Regions from separate parts of the Homo sapiens genome. Here region 2 is linked to region 1. A link is an interaction called in ENCODE POLR2A ChIA-PET data of the cell type or tissue named here. Cell type or tissue: Panc1. All regions are shown on one strand.

Evidence for each region. ChIA-PET counts read pairs that join two places held together with the same protein. Peaks named below come from ENCODE experiments on the same cell type or tissue, not always from the same donor. Only the 100,000 strongest peaks of a DNase experiment are listed, where the experiment ranks them.
Region 2: POLR2A ChIA-PET joins it to region 1 with 8 read pairs; 2 of 35 experiments call an interaction of 5 or more read pairs at or near these places.

What each region holds. Positions count from the first base shown.
Region 1 is chr4:83,549,877-83,557,876 of GRCh38, reverse strand. The region is part of intron 2 of GPAT3 (glycerol-3-phosphate acyltransferase 3); the gene reads right to left. Among named protein-coding and RNA genes, the nearest start is that of GPAT3, 18 kb to the right of the region's middle. RefSeq lists a silencer at 4,684-4,813. In Panc1, no CTCF peak of the experiment used is centred here; a DNase peak (open chromatin) is centred at 4,698; H3K27ac peaks cover 1,183 bases.
Region 2 is chr4:83,461,536-83,469,535 of GRCh38, reverse strand. MRPS18C (mitochondrial ribosomal protein S18C) reads right to left here. Exons shown (of 6, transcript NM_016067.4): 6 at 7,238-8,000. ABRAXAS1 (abraxas 1, BRCA1 A complex subunit) reads left to right here. Exons shown (of 9, transcript NM_139076.3): 6 at 385-504; 7 at 1,998-2,082; 8 at 5,928-6,042; 9 at 6,634-8,000. The coding sequence ends at 7,067. Among named protein-coding and RNA genes, the nearest start is that of MRPS18C, 9.5 kb to the right of the region's middle. In Panc1, no CTCF peak of the experiment used is centred here; no DNase peak of the experiment used is centred here.

The sequences.
Region 1 (8,000 bases):
CCAATCAACTTCATTGCCCTTTACATTATGTCAAATTCATCAATACTACCTCAAACAATAAAATCAAATGCATGCCAAAACCCAGCTACTCAACATGTTCCCCAACTCTCAGTTAGTGACCCTCTCTGGTACACAGCGTGAGAACCCCTATCTATCCTCCAGATCAGAGGTAGTGCAAAGGCCAACTCCAAAACAATGAGACATGAGTAGCTGTCTGCTGGATTGCATGAAAGAGTTCTGAGGACATATCATGGTTTAGGGCATCTTGTCCAACCCATGGCCTGTGGGCTGCATATAAATGTGTGTTGGGCCACATTCAACATTAAAACATTATGAAATTTTTTTGCAATTTTTTTTTAAGCTCATCAGCTATTGTTAGTGTTAGTGTATTTTATGTGTGGCCCAAGACAATGCTTCTTCCAATGTGGCCTAGGGAAGCCAAAAGACTGGATACCCCTAAGTTAGAGTCAAACTTCATCAACTAGTGATGTCTGCCAGGATGATGGCAAGGGAACAGACAGAATGGATTTGCTGACCCTGTTATTTGGGATTAGAATAGAATCAAAAGCTTTACTAAAATAAAGGTAACTTCAATACTCCGATTGCTACATGGTTTGCACATTTGTAATAGAATAATTTGTACCCCTCCCCTTTTTTATAACTGAGTAATTTTCTGCTAGCATCTCTCAGTTACCAAAACCAAGTTAAATGTACTGCCATAGACTAAATCTTTGCATCTGCCAAGACTAGTGTGTTGAAACCTAATCCCCAATGTCAGAGTATTTGGAGGTGGGACCTCTGGGAGGTAATTAGATCATGAGGGTGGAGCCCTCATGAATGGGACTATTGCCCTTATAAGAAAGGTCCTAAAAAGATCCCTCACTCCTGTCATCATGTGAGGTTACAGCAAAAGGACAGCCCTGTACAAACCAGGAAGCTGGGCCTTGATCTTGGGCTTTCCAGCCTCCGGAACTGTGAAAAATCAGTGTTTGTTGTTTATAAGCCACCCACTCTATGGTATTTTGTTATAGCAGCCTGAGTGGACTAAGACAAATACTAGGCTAGAAGCAATAGATTTACTTTTTTTTTTTTTTGAGAACCGTAGATGAGAAAATCTAGTTCTTTTTTCATCATTGCATATTCCAGTAGTTCTCCAAAAACTTACAAAATAATCAATGCTGATTATAAAATAGGAAAATTTTAACCCCAAATATAAATATTAGCCACATAATTAACTGTGAGTTTTGATGCATAAATGGGGATGGGGTGGAGCTGAGGACACTAATCAATTGTCAGTTAGCACTGAAAAAAAAATAGCGTTGAGAATAACAGGCAGAGTTCCCTTTTTTGTTTGTTTCTTTTTCTTTTTTTTTTTTCTTGAGACTGAGTCTCACTGTGTCACCCAGGCTGGAGTGCAGTGGTGCAATCTCAACTCACTGCAACCTCCACCTCCTGGATTGAAGTGATTCTCATACCTAAGCCTCCCAAGTAGCTGGGATTACAGCTGTGCACCACCATATCCGGCTATTTTTTTGTATTTTAGTCAAGACAGGGTTCCACCATGTTGGCCAGAATGGTCTTAACAGAGTTTCATTTTAACGACTAACATTTTAACAACCCACTCTTGACCTACATCTTGGCTGGCAGCCCACATTAACTCTGTTGATTTGGATACAGCTAACTTGATTAAACAAGAAATCCCACAGCACAGAAGCATTCATAAAACTCCACTGTCAAATGAACCATTAATTCACTTAAAATGTCAGCCTTGTGGTTTGGCATTTATGTATGGTATCTTTGATTGTAATGCTAAATATTCTTAATAGATTTGTTTCTTCAAAAATTTCATTGATAAGGACAAACTGTTAGGAGCTTCCTGGTAAGTGACTATATAATAAGAAAAAAACAAACTGACTTTTCTTCTACTATACTCTCACCAAAACACAGAACACTCCTGTGACCCCAGATGTGTGGGTTTTTCTCCCACACCAAACAATTCTTCGACACCAGCTAGATGTCCCATAATTCAATTAAATTTTGACACTATCTACCTGGAGTTAGAGTCAAATTCCACAAATGAAGGGCTCAGTTCTACAAGACCGCCTCCACTTCAGGTGCCAATTGCAAGTCCAAGCCTTTGGTACTTCTGATCTACCAGCTATAAATTGAGCGTTCCCATAGTCCCTTCCTCAGGTTCAGTCATTTGCTAGAATGGCTCACAGAACTCAGGGAAACACTTTACTTACTAGTGCTGATGTATTACAAAGGATATTTTAAAGCACACAAATGAACAGCCAGATGAATACTGCACTGACGACAAGGTTCAGAAGGGTCCCTAGCACAGAAGCCTCTGTTCCCATGAAGCTGGGGTGCACCTCCCACCAGGCACCTGGATGTGTTCAACAATCTGAAAGTTCTCTAAACCCTGTATTTTTTAGTTTTTATGGAAGCTTCATGACATCAGCTTCCATAAAATGATTAAATGATCGATTTAATCATTGCCCTTTGGGGAGCAATATGGAGGGGAGCTGAAAGTTCCAACCCTGTAATCACATGTTTGGCTCCCCTGGCAATCAGCCACCATCCTGAGGCTATCTATCCAGGAGCTCCCAGCCACCAGTCATCTCATCAGCATACACAAAGACACTATCACTTATCACTGCAGAGATGCCAAAGGTTTTAGGACCTATGTGACAGGAAAGGGAGAGGGAGCAGAAGTCTAATACATATTTCTTATTATGTCACAGTGACAAAGCCAACTCTCAGAAGAGGAGGCCAGGCGCAGTGGCTCACACCTGTAATCCCAGCACTTTGGGAGGCCAAGGCAGGTGGATCACCTGAGGTCAGGAGTTTGAGAACAACCTGGCCAACATGGCAAAACCCAGTCTCTACTAAAAATATAAAAATTAGCCGGGCATGGTGGCGTACACCTATAGTCCTGGCTACTCAGGAGGCTGAGGCTGGAGAATCACTTGAACCCGGGAGGCAAAGGTTGCAGTGATCCGAGATCACGCCACTGAACTCCAGCCTAGGTGACACAGCAAGACTCCATCTCAAAAAAAAAAAAAAAAAAAAGAGGGAGCTTCCATTCCATTCCATGTGTAGAAGAGGAGTCACCTTAAACATCAAGAGGAGAATCAGAAAGTATGGACCAGAGGAGCTAGTAAGGAAGGCATAGTAAGACAGTAGTAGAAAGTGGTAACAGGGGCTTTTGAGTAGAACAGACAAACTGGGATTCTTTTCAAGCTGCCTTTGACCAGCCATGCAATGTAGAGCAAGTAAAATCATGATTAACAAGACCCCCTCATATATAATAAATAATATGGAACAGTGGGGCCAATGTTTAAAAAATGGTGGTGATTATGATTATTATTATTGACAGGTTCTTGCCTAAAAGATAGAAACAAAATAAAGAAGCTTTGGAGTTTTGATTGGGATTTTTCTCTGGGGGATAAAGAGACCAGGAGATATGCAGAGGGTGGGGAGCCTGGTTTGGGGAATACTTCTAAAATGACAAGCTGTATTTTCAATGTGGTAGATACTGGCTAAGAGGTCTGCTCCTATCAACTGTGAAGAGAACTTCCCTAAATAAATAAGGCAGCCAGCCTTTAATCTGAGCACTCTGGGAGGCCAAGGCAAGAGCATCACTTGAGCCCAAGAGTTCGAGACATGGCTGGACAACATAATGAGACCCCGCCTCTACAAAAAGGAAAAAATTAGCCAGGCTTGGTAGTGCATACCTGTAGTCTCCCAGCTATTTAGGAGGATGAGGTGTGAGGACAGCTTGAGCCTGGGAGGTCAAGGCTACAGTGAGCAGTGATCCTTACCACTGCACTCTAGCCTAGGCAACAGAGGGAGACCCTGTCTCCCTAAATAAATAAATAAAAGGCTATGTATTATTGAGTTGACTATAAGGGACTATTGTCTGATCCTATTATCTTCTCCCTCTCAAATAATTTATTTTATTTATTTTTTTATTTTATTTATTTATTTATTTTTTGAGACAGGGTCTCACTCTGTCGTCCAGGCTGGAGTGCAGTGGTGCGATCTCAGCTCTCTGCACCCTTGACCTCCCGGGCTCAAGAGATCTTCCCACCTCAGACTCCTGAGTCGCCATGTCTGACTATTTTTTGTAGTTTTTGTAGAGACAGGGTTTCACCATGTTGCCCAGGCTGGTCTTGAACCCCTGGGCTCAAGCAGTCCACCTGCCTCAGCCTCCCAAAGTGCTGGGATTACAGGCATGAGCCACCGTGCCCGGCCTCAAATAATCTTTGAATCTCAGTTCTCACTCAACTTTTTCAAACCTCCACAACTCTGAGATGCAGGTACCCTCTTCCAAGCTGCTGAGGGGTTTTGGACTAATGCAGCTAAATCACCAACCAGACCTTCAGCAGTCAGTGCTAGAGACAGAAAATTTTAAAACTGCTTAGTTACATTTTTTTTAACTAGTTTCACTGAAAATAGAGGTAAGGCATAGGAATACTATCCACGTTGTTACTACTATTCGAAAAGAAAAACAATCTAAAAAATAATTCAAGACATTTTATGAATGTCCTAGCTAGTTTCCTTAGATGGGAGCCTTCCTTTCTGTGATTCAAGGCTTAATTCCCTCTCTTCACACCCATCACTTCGCAATGCAGTTACAAGACCATAACTCTGATCTGACCTTTTACCTTCTCATTTCCTGCCAGAACCACTTCATCCTGCTCATTCATCAGTGGTCAAAGTTAAATGCTAAGTCATTTACTTTCAGAGGTTTAGAGCACTGCCTTAGTCACTTCAGGCTGCTATAACAGAGTGCCATAGCCTGGGTAGCTTACAAAAAACAGAAATTTATTTTCCCACAGGTCTGGAGGCTAGAAGTCCAAGATCAGGGGGCCAGTGGGGTCAGGTTCTGGTGAGGGCTCTCTTTCCGATTTCCAGATGGCTATCTTCTCACTGTGTCCTCACATGATGGAAGGGGCTAGACAACTCCCTGGGGCCCGTATTTATAAGGGCACTAATCCCACTCATTATGGCTCTACCTTCATGACTTAATTACCTCCCAAAGGCCCCACCTCCTAATACCATCACTTTGGGTGTTAGGATCAACATATCAACATATCAATTTGGGAAGGGGGGGACATAGACATTCAGTCCATAAAGCACAGTTATATGCCAGTCTCTAATCCACTTTAAGTAAAGCTCCCTCCAAAATAGACCAGTATATTCTCGTTAGATTATGAGGCAAAGTTTGAAGGAAGATTTCTTTGTCTGCTTTCTACCTTTCCTTAAGGAACCTGCCTCCTCTTCCACCATCTGCTAATCCTGCTGCTCATCTAAGCACCCCCACCTATGCCTTACTTTGTCATTCCATTCTTCCCAAATCAACCACCAAAAACTGTAGCATCAAATTCTGCTCCTTCAAGGGCCTATTTGTTAGAAAACTAAAATCATGCTAACGATAGTGGGGACCAATACACTAATGCATTCTTCTCTAGGAGCAGTGATTCACAAATGAGCAGGGGTGGGGTGAGGGAAGGAGAGAGAAGTGCCCCCAGGGGACAACTGGCAATGTCTGCACACATTGTTGGTTGTCACGAATGGGAGTGTGCTACTGTCTGTCATCTACTGGGTAGAGGCCAGAGATGCTGCTGAACATCTCACATTGTACAGGACTGTTGCCCACGACAAAGAATTACCCAATCCAAAGTATCAGTAGTGCTGAGGTTGAGAAAGCCAGCTCTAAGAGGTAATGTATTTTTATTAAAAACTCCTTTGTTCCATAGGTTTCAGTTTAAATTCCAGGCACTGGTCAGGCTGAATGGAGCTGTGTTTTGGAGCAGATAACCATCAAATCACATCCCAAGAAGGTACCTATCTTCCATTCATATATAACTAGTTCTAACTGTCAGAATAAACATTAGCTGAATGACTACTGATGTTTTATTTGGTTGGGGTTTTCTCTTTTTTATGTTTACAATATAAATGTAACCCCCCAAAGATGAGTTTAACAAGAAAAAAAATACTCATTGTCATATTTGCTTCAGATAGATAGATAGATAGATAGATAGATAGATAGATTTTTTTTTTTTTTTTTTTTTCCGAGATGGAGTCTCACTCTGTCTCCCAGGCTGGAGTGCAGTGGTGCAATCTCGGCTCACTACAACCTCTGCCTCCCAGGTTCAAGCGATTCTCCTGCCTCAGCCTCCTGAGTAGCTGAGACTATAGGGGCGCACCACCACGCCCAGTTAATTTTCGTATTTTTAGTAGAGACCGGGTTTCACCATGTTGGCCAGGATGGTCTCGATTTCTTGACCTCGTGATCCGCCCGCCTCAGCCTCCCAAAGTGCTGGGATTACAGGCATGAGCCACTGCGCCCAGCCCAGGTATATTTTAAAGAAAAAAAATTATAAATACAGTTAAAGCCCCTCCTCACCACCTCTTGCTCTCCCTCCTGAAGATAACCTGTCCCAGCCAGGCGCAATATACTGCCCTATAGTATATATAATTTCCATGCATATATTATATATTCACATAAATGTATAGTATCTATTTGTGATTCTAAATTTTAAATAAATGTTATTATACTATATATTTTCTTTTCTCTCAATATGGTTTGAAATTCATCTCCTTTTTCTTTCCATGTAAGTCCAGTTAATTCAGTTTAACTGCTGTACAGTATAAATAAATCAGCTTACATATTAACTTTCCTCCTGATGGATTGTCTCCACATTTTCACTGGTTGTAAACACTTGTAACAAGTCACCTAATACATATATGCTGAGGCTCTGGGTACATTTGATATTTTAGGAGATATAGAATTGTTGGGTTGTCGTGTAATTTTCTGGTCTTTAACTTTCCTAAGTATTGCCAAATTGCTCTCCAAAGTGATTGAACTAAATTTTTATAATATTGTACGTAAAAGAAATACAGATGACTAACCTAACAATCAAACTTTTGCCTTCTACAGAGCTATGTTAAGATGTAAAGATTAAAATGCACAGTACTCTAGTGAGTTTTATCAGAATCAGTTGCTATTAAGTAATTTTTGTTCCAAGAAATAAAACTGCACCCCTGCCCCCACAAAAAACTTTCATATTTCCAACTTAAAGCACTGCAAAAAATTAAAAAATAAATGTTTTTGTGAACCATGACTGAAATTCATTTCAAACAAATCAATTATAAAGACATTTTGAGACTGTTAGGGAAATCTAAATATGGACAATATATTAGATGATATTAAGAAATTATTGTTTGCTAAAGGGATAATAGCATTGTGGTTATTTGAAAAAGTCCTTTATGCATTAAAAGACATGAGATTTTGTATCTAAATTTTAAAACTTTACCAAAAAAATGAGAGCGTTGATAAATGAATCAAGCATGGCAAAATCTCGACAAATGTTGAATCTCGTGATATGGGGCTCATTTACTATTTTCTCTACTTTTGTGTATGTCTGAAAATTGTCATCATCATCATCATCATCATCATCAGACACAATATTCACAAATAGGGATAGACTAATGCAATCAGGGGGACATTTGGCCATGCTAAAGAAAAACTCAGCTGGGTGTGGGGGCTCATGGCTGTAATCCCAGCACTTTGGGAGACGGATGCAGATGGATTGCTTGAGCCCAGGAGTTCAAGACCAGCCTGGGCAACATGGTGAAACCTAGCTGTATATTTTTTCAATTCTTTAAAATATATTTGAAAAAAAAGAAAAAGAAAAACTCAGCTGGGCATGGTGGCTCACACCTGCAATCCTAGCACCTAGGGGGCCGAGGCAGGAGAATCACTTAAGACCATCCTGAGGAGTTCAAGACCATCCTGGGCAACATAGTGAGACCTCATCTCTATTTAAAAATTAAAAAATGGGCTAGGCGTGGTGGCTCACACCTGTAATCCCAACACTTTGGGAGGCTGAGGCAGGTGGATCATTTGAGGTCAGGAGTTTGAGACCAGCCTGGCCAACATGGTGAAACCCCATCTCTACTAAAAATACAAAAATTAGCCAGGTTTG
Region 2 (8,000 bases), 88 kb after region 1:
GAGGATCACTGAGCAACATTAGGAGACCTCATCTCTACAAAAAACTTAAAAATTAGTCGGGTGTGGTGATGGGTGCCTGTAGTCCCAGCTACTTGGGAGGCTGAGGCAAGAGGATTGCTTGAGCACGGGAGGTTGAAGCTGCATTATTGAGCCATGATCGCACCACTGCACTGCAGCCTGGGAGACTGAGTGAGACCCTGTCTCAAAAAAAAAAAAAAACAGTTGTTTCAAGTCAGTAAATTCTATTTTGGATAAGTAGTAAAGAATGGGTTTTGGGGGGTGTATTTTTTTAAATCTTGTAGGGGACAAGTAATCTATTCCAGCAGGTAGATACTAATCTTTCTTTTCATTCTAAGTTTATACTCTAAAGTTTTATTTTGTCAGACTTTTTCACAGGGTACCTTTAGTGGTTGCCAATCTGGGCATGTCTGAACAACTGGGTTATAAAACTGTATCAGGTTCCTGTATGTCCACTGGTTTTAGCCGAGCAGTACAAACACACAGGTAAGATTCAACTGCTTTCTCACAAAACTTCTATTCATCTTTGAAATTAATTTTCTTATTTCTCAAACAACAGCAGAATAAAAATTCAAGGGAAAATTAATCCATTACTCAAGTAAACTAGGCTGTTTTTACCTTCCTCATACTCCTGTTACTGCTTGTGTACTTACAAGATACAAAAAAGGTAGTGGTTAGTCCAGGCATGGTGGCTCACACCTGCAAATCCCAGCACTTCGGGAGGCTGAGGCAGGAGGATCACTTGAGCTGAGGAGTTGGAGACTAGCCTGGGCAACACAGCAAAACCCCATCTCTACAAAAGAAAATTTAAAAAAATAGTACTGGGAGGATCTTGTTGCATATCCTGTAAAGTTTAGCATATCTATTCTAGGTTAGAATAAGTATATAGCCTAAAAATTATAATTTTCTAAGGCAATGGTTCGGATTAAAGGCGTGAAATTAGATATTTGTAAAAATCAGACTTTAGCCAAGACTCACTCATACTATAGGCTGCTTATATATAACTTTCTTTGTGGCCATTAAGTAAGGAAGTAATGTCAAAAACAGCAACACTGGTACTATAGGATACCTACTAGAGTGTAAACTTTGAGAATAAGGGGTTAGATTTTACTTACTTTTGTGTCCCCACAGTGCCAGCAGTTTAAAAACTGAATACCGTATTTCATTGATTCTGAGGTGCACATTTTCCTTTTTTTTTTTTTTTTTCTTTTAAAGACAGAGTTTCACTCTTGTTGTCCAGGCCGGGGTGTAATGGCATGATTTCAGCTCACTGCAACCTGTCCTTCCCAGGTTCAAGTGATTCTCCTGCTTCAGCCTCCTGAGTAGCTGGGATTACAGGCATGCACCACCATGCCCGGCTAATTTTGTATTTTTTTTAGTAGAGACGGGGTTTCTCCATGTTGGTCAGGCTGGTCTCAAACTCCCGACCTCAGGTGATCCGCCTGCCTCAGCCTCCCAAAGTGTTGGGATTACAGGCGTGAGCCACCGCGCCCGGCAAGATGCACATTTTTCATATTTATCTCTGACATTGGGATGTCCTACAAGTCATGCCTTCTTAGAATTACTTTCTTCATTATTTTATGGATCATAAAATAATGATGTCTCTTTCAAGTAAAGGTAACTTGAATTCAGTAAAATATTTTAAAAATTGACTCCGGTTCCCATTGCCAATAGAGACTTTTTTTCCTTCCTTCAATTTTTATCTATTTTTATGCAATCTTCCCCCATCCCCCGCCCATCCTCGCCTTTTTGGGAGACCTGGCAATAGTACTTAGGAGGCTAAAAAGTTTGCTAATGTGAAGATCAATGAAGTAGGTTTTGTGGTTGGTTTTTCTCTATACACATAGATTGACAAAATTATGGTTCCTACAAAACCAGTAAAAAGACTCTTCTATTGGTCCTTGACAATGAATAAGTTTTTCACCTTATCATTAAAATGGTTTTGTGTATTTGCCTGAGGAAATGGTAATTTTTTACAGCTCTAAATTTTTTGAAGAAGATGGATCCTTAAAGGAGGTACATAAGATAAATGAAATGTATGCTTCATTACAAGAGGAATTAAAGGTAAGTTAACATATCAAACACGTCAACCACTTCTAGATAGAGTTCATATCAAGTTAATGACTGACATTTTTTAGGATAACCTGACATCTTGATTAGATTTATACAGTTATGAGTTGCTTAATGAAGGCTATGTACCTTCTGAGAAATGTGTCATTAGGCAGTTTTATCATTGTGCAAACATATACTTACACAAACCTATATGTATTTTTACTTTTTAGTTTTCATAGGGAAAACCAAATGTCCCCAAATTATTATTGAATATCAGTCATTTCCCCTATTTGATCTGTAATGCCAATATCAAGTGCTATATATCAGCTTTCTATATGTGCTCCAATATAATCTTGTGAGACCCCATCATAGATGCTGTCCCTTGTTGAACGAGATGTCATTATTCCTTTAGCTTCATTGACTGAGTTGTATTTCTTCAGCTGTAGTTAACAAAGATTGCAATCTCAGTGGCTTACAACAACTATGGTTTAGTCTTGCTCACATTTTATCTTGGCTGTAGCTCTACTCCTTTTCTGAATGTCATCTTCATCCAGGATCCAGGCTGAAGGAGCAGCCCTTATTTGGGACATGTCCTCATGGCATAAGGCAAAGAGCAAGAAAGCTAGTGGAGCCAGGCGCAGTGGCTCACGCCTGTAATCCCAGCACTTTGGGAGGCCGAGGTGGGCGGATCACGAGATCAGGAGATCGAGACCATCCTGGCTAACACAGTGAAACCCCGTCTCTACTAAAAATACAAAAAAAATTAGCCGGGCATGGTGGTGGGCGCCTGTAGTCCCAGCTACTCGGGTGGCTGAGGCAGGAGAATGGCGTGAACCCAGGAGATGGAGCTTGCAGTGAGCCAAGATCGTGCCACTGCACTCCAGCCTGGGCAACAGAACGAGACTCCGTCTCAAAAAAAAAAAAAACTAGTGGAAATTCACAACAGCTCTTAAAACTTTGCTTAAAACGGCCATGTCACTTCTACTCACATTTCACTGGCCTGAACACATCACATGGTAATAGGCAGGGATATATAATCCTTCTTACAGAATAGAGGGAAGTATATTTGGGAACAGTATACTTCCCTCTACTTCATGTGTCAGTTCTTCTTCATGTGTCAGTTCAGGTCCTTTTAGAACTAGATGTCAAGATGGGATTATAAGTGCAGGAGATTTATTGGGCCTGAGAAGGATAAAGAAGAGGAAGAAAGAACAGGCAGGAAGAGCCTTCAGACAACACTGCAAGTCTGACCCCTGAGAAAGGAGAGGGGGATAAGAAGACAAGTGGTTAGGAAGAGTCTCAGACTGCAGCGCCATTTTAAGAACGTTCCACTAGGCTGATAGGGAGTCTTTGAGCAAAGTTGCCCGAAAATTGTTCTATAGGCATGGACTTGCACTAATACCTGCAGTGTGCTTAGTCATTGGCTAGGAACAGCCCAGGGGAAGTGTGGCTTAACACAGTGGTAGGTCCAAAGCTGGGGCTGTTAAGTCAACTATGCTTCCCCCAGTTGGAGATCTTACTAAGGAGTATATTTCCATGGCCACCACACTCATCAGTAGAGCACACTAACAGAAAAGCAGTTAAAATAAATATTTTGATTCATATTACACTACTTTTTCATATGAAACGGGAATTTTAGATGGTAAAAACATCCAGAATCTCACCATCTTATTTTTTAGAGACAGTGTCTTGCTCTGTTACCCAGGCTGGAGAGCAATGGCATGATCTCAGCTCACTACAACCACCACCTCTTGGGCTCAAGTGATCCTCCTCTTTCAGCCTCCAGAGTAGCTGAAACCACAGGTGTGCACCACTACACCCAGCTAATTTTTTGTATTTTGTGTAAAGACAGGATTTCACCATGTTGCCAGGCTGGTCTCCATCCCCTGCGCTCAAGCAATCCACCTTCCTTGGCCTCCCAAAGTACTGGGATTACAGGTGTGAGCCACCACATCCAGCCTGGAATCTCACCATTTTAACATAACTATTTTCACTCTGCCATTTGCTCCAGTTTTTCCTTAATATATGTATACTTTGATATAGTCAATAGTCATGGTGACATAAATTTGTCATGATTTTTAAAAAACTTGGTACATAAAACATTGTTTCTGTTGCTACATATTCTTTAGTTGTTTTTAGTTTCTTCTTTTTTTTTTTTTTTTTTTTGAGACAGAGTCTCAGTGTGTCGCCTGGACTGGAGTGCAATGAATGGCATGATCTTGGCTCACTGTAACCTCCGCCTCCCTGGTTCAAGAGATTCTCTTGTCTCAGCCTCCCAAGTAGCTGAGATTACACGCACCCACCACTACGCCAGGCTAATTTTTGTATTTTAAGTAGAGACAGGGTTTCGCCATGTTGGCCAGGTTGGTCTCGAACCCAAGACCTCAGGTTATCTACCTGCCTCAGCCTCCCAAAGTGCTGGGATCACAGGTGTGAGCCACCTTGCCCGGCCTCTTTATTTTTAATGGCAGTATATTTCATAGAGAATGTTATGGAAAAATACCAACTTGGGCTAAAATAGGGAATGTAGAGGTATATCATAAGAACTGTAGGCAGAAAGCAGCTGAACTTTAGGAAGGAATTGGAACCAGGAGCTAGAATGCCATAGAACTTTCTGTGTCTGCACATTGCTATCCTTCCAGACCTTTTTGTTTCTTCATCCACTGGCAGGCCAGAAAACAGCCAACCCACAGCTCCTGCATTTAGATCTCTTCTAGAGCATAAGATCTGCCAATTGGCTATGTAATACCTCCAGATTGCCAGGCAAGAATCTCATTGGTTCTGTTTGGGTCAGCTCTGGTGAAAGGTGGGTACAGGGGTAACTGGCAAACTCTTATGTCAGGGCAAAAAAAGTTTGTAAAAAGTAGGCTTGGCAGACATCCTAAAAAGTGTCCACTAAAACTGGCAAAACAACTATTACCCTACAGTTGGAAATTAGTTGCTTTTTTTACTAATTAGTTGTTCTCCCCTCCCCCAGTTGTTTTATGTTATACTAAGAAACATCATCTTATATTTTTGTTGTTATTCAGATATATTCCCAAATGGAATTATGGCATCAAAAGTTACTGGTATTCATACTTTTAAAACTAAAGACACACAGAAGTGATCTGCTTTTCAAAAGTAGTTTCTCTTACAGGAAAAAATCTTCAATAGTATCCTTTCGTAATAGTAAGATAGTCACTTTGTTTCACTTACTGTGAGTTTCTTAGTGTTAAATTTATGCAGTAACTCTGCATCTGTATTTTTTTTGTTTCAAAGTTTTTTTGTTTGTTTTTGTTTGAGACAGGGTCTCACTCTGTCGCCCAGGCTGGAGTGCAGTGGTGCAATTTTGGCTCACTGCAACCTCTGCTTCCTGGGTTCAAGCGATTCACCTGCCTCAGTCTCCTGAGTAGCTGGGACTACAGGCATGCATCACCACACCTGGATAATTTTTTATATTTTTAGTAGAGACAGGGTTTCACCATGTTGCCCAGGCTGGTCTCGAACTCCTGAGCTCAGGTAGTCTACCCACCTCAGCCTCCCAAAGTGCTGGGATTACAGGCGTGAGCCACCGCAGCTGGCCCATGAGTTAATATTTCAGTTTATTTCTGTATATTTTCAGCGAACTAACTGGCATGATAAAAGCTGTATAAATGAGAAGTTACATGTGAAAAAGCATTTTACAACCTATAAGGCTTATTTATAACCTACAAGTGCTTGTTACTGACATCCTCCAGAAAATAAATAAAATTTATATAAAAGGCAAATAGTTTTGGGTATTATATACCACCAATGATTTTATATTATTTGTGAATCTAGACTGTATTAGTACACAGCTTGAAATATTACCTATGCCCTTAAATTACTTTATTTTGCAGAGTATATGCAAAAAAGTGGAAGACAGTGAACAAGCAGTAGATAAACTAGTAAAGGATGTAAACAGATTAAAACGAGAAATTGAGAAAAGGAGAGGAGCACAGATTCAGGCAGCAAGTAAGTAAACAACACATCTCTACTTTCTGTGCTAAAAATTTTTATTTATTTATTTATTTTTGAGACGGAGTCTCGCTCTGTCGCCTAGGTTGGAGTGCAAAGGTGTGATCTCAGCTTACTGCAACCTCTGCCTCCTGGGGTCAAGCGATTCTCCTGCCTCAGCCTCCTGAAACGCTGGGATTCCAGGTGCCTGCCACCATGCCTGGCTAATTTTTTTTGTATTTTTAATAGAGACAGGGTTTCACCATGTTGGCCAGGCTGGTCTTGAACTTCTGACCTCAAGTGATCCACCCGCCTCAGCCTCCCAAAGTGCTGGGATTATAGGTGTGAGCCACTGCGCTCGGCCCTTTCTGTGCTTTTAAAGAACATAATACTATGGTAGCTATATTGCTGACATGAAAGAACACAACTTTAATTTTGTCTTAGAATACTGTGGCATATAAATTAGAATTCAGAATTATGTATGTTATCCTCACTTTAGATAATACAACTGTTAAAATCTTTTTGACTTAATTTTACTTACAAATAGTTAATTATAAAAGCTTTGTAGAAGAAATGTTATATGTTGAACTGTTATTCTATTTTGTTTAGGAGAGAAGAACATCCAAAAAGACCCTCAGGAGAACATTTTTCTTTGTCAGGCATTACGGACCTTTTTTCCAAATTCTGAATTTCTTCATTCATGTGTTATGTCTTTAAAAAATAGACATGTTTCTAAAAGTAGCTGTAACTACAACCACCATCTCGATGTAGTAGACAATCTGACCTTAATGGTAGAACACACTGACATTCCTGAAGCTAGTCCAGCTAGTACACCACAAATCATTAAGCATAAAGCCTTAGACTTAGATGACAGATGGCAATTCAAGAGATCTCGGTTGTTAGATACACAAGACAAACGATCTAAAGCAGATACTGGTAGTAGTAACCAAGATAAAGCATCCAAAATGAGCAGCCCAGAAACAGATGAAGAAATTGAAAAGATGAAGGGTTTTGGTGAATATTCACGGTCTCCTACATTTTGATCCTTTTAACCTTACAAGGAGATTTTTTTATTTGGCTGATGGGTAAAGCCAAACATTTCTATTGTTTTTACTATGTTGAGCTACTTGCAGTAAGTTCATTTGTTTTTACTATGTTCACCTGTTTGCAGTAATACACAGATAACTCTTAGTGCATTTACTTCACAAAGTACTTTTTCAAACATCAGATGCTTTTATTTCCAAACCTTTTTTTCACCTTTCACTAAGTTGTTGAGGGGAAGGCTTACACAGACACATTCTTTAGAATTGGAAAAGTGAGACCAGGCACAGTGGCTCACACCTGTAATCCCAGCACTTAGGGAAGACAAGTCAGGAGGATTGATTGAAGTTAGGAGTTAGAGACCAGCCTGGGCAACGTATTGAGACCATGTCTATTAAAAAATAAAATGGAAAAGCAAGAATAGCCTTATTTTCAAAATATGGAAAGAAATTTATATGAAAATTTATCTGAGTCATTAAAATTCTCCTTAAGTGATACTTTTTTAGAAGTACATTATGGCTAGAGTTGCCAGATAAAATGCTGGATATCATGCAATAAATTTGCAAAACATCATCTAAAATTTAAATTTGTCCTACATTTGTACTTGCTAAATCTGGCAGCCTTAATTATTACACAACTATAACACAACACAAACAGTAATCTCTCCCCTAGTTTAGAGTCCTTTGCATGAAATTTAGCAAATCTATCATTTTGAATACAGTACAAGCCTGGTAATCCAGTGTATTTGGGATAGGCCAGTGGAACTCAGAACTGATACATATATACATGTATGTCTATCATATTCAATGTCTATTAGGTGTAAATCATCTCTTCATGTAAAAGACACTACTGGTTTGAGGGTAGACTCGTCTAGGAATATTTTGTCCTTCTGTGACAGCACCACTATCCATCCCAATGTAACATTTCTACAAAGG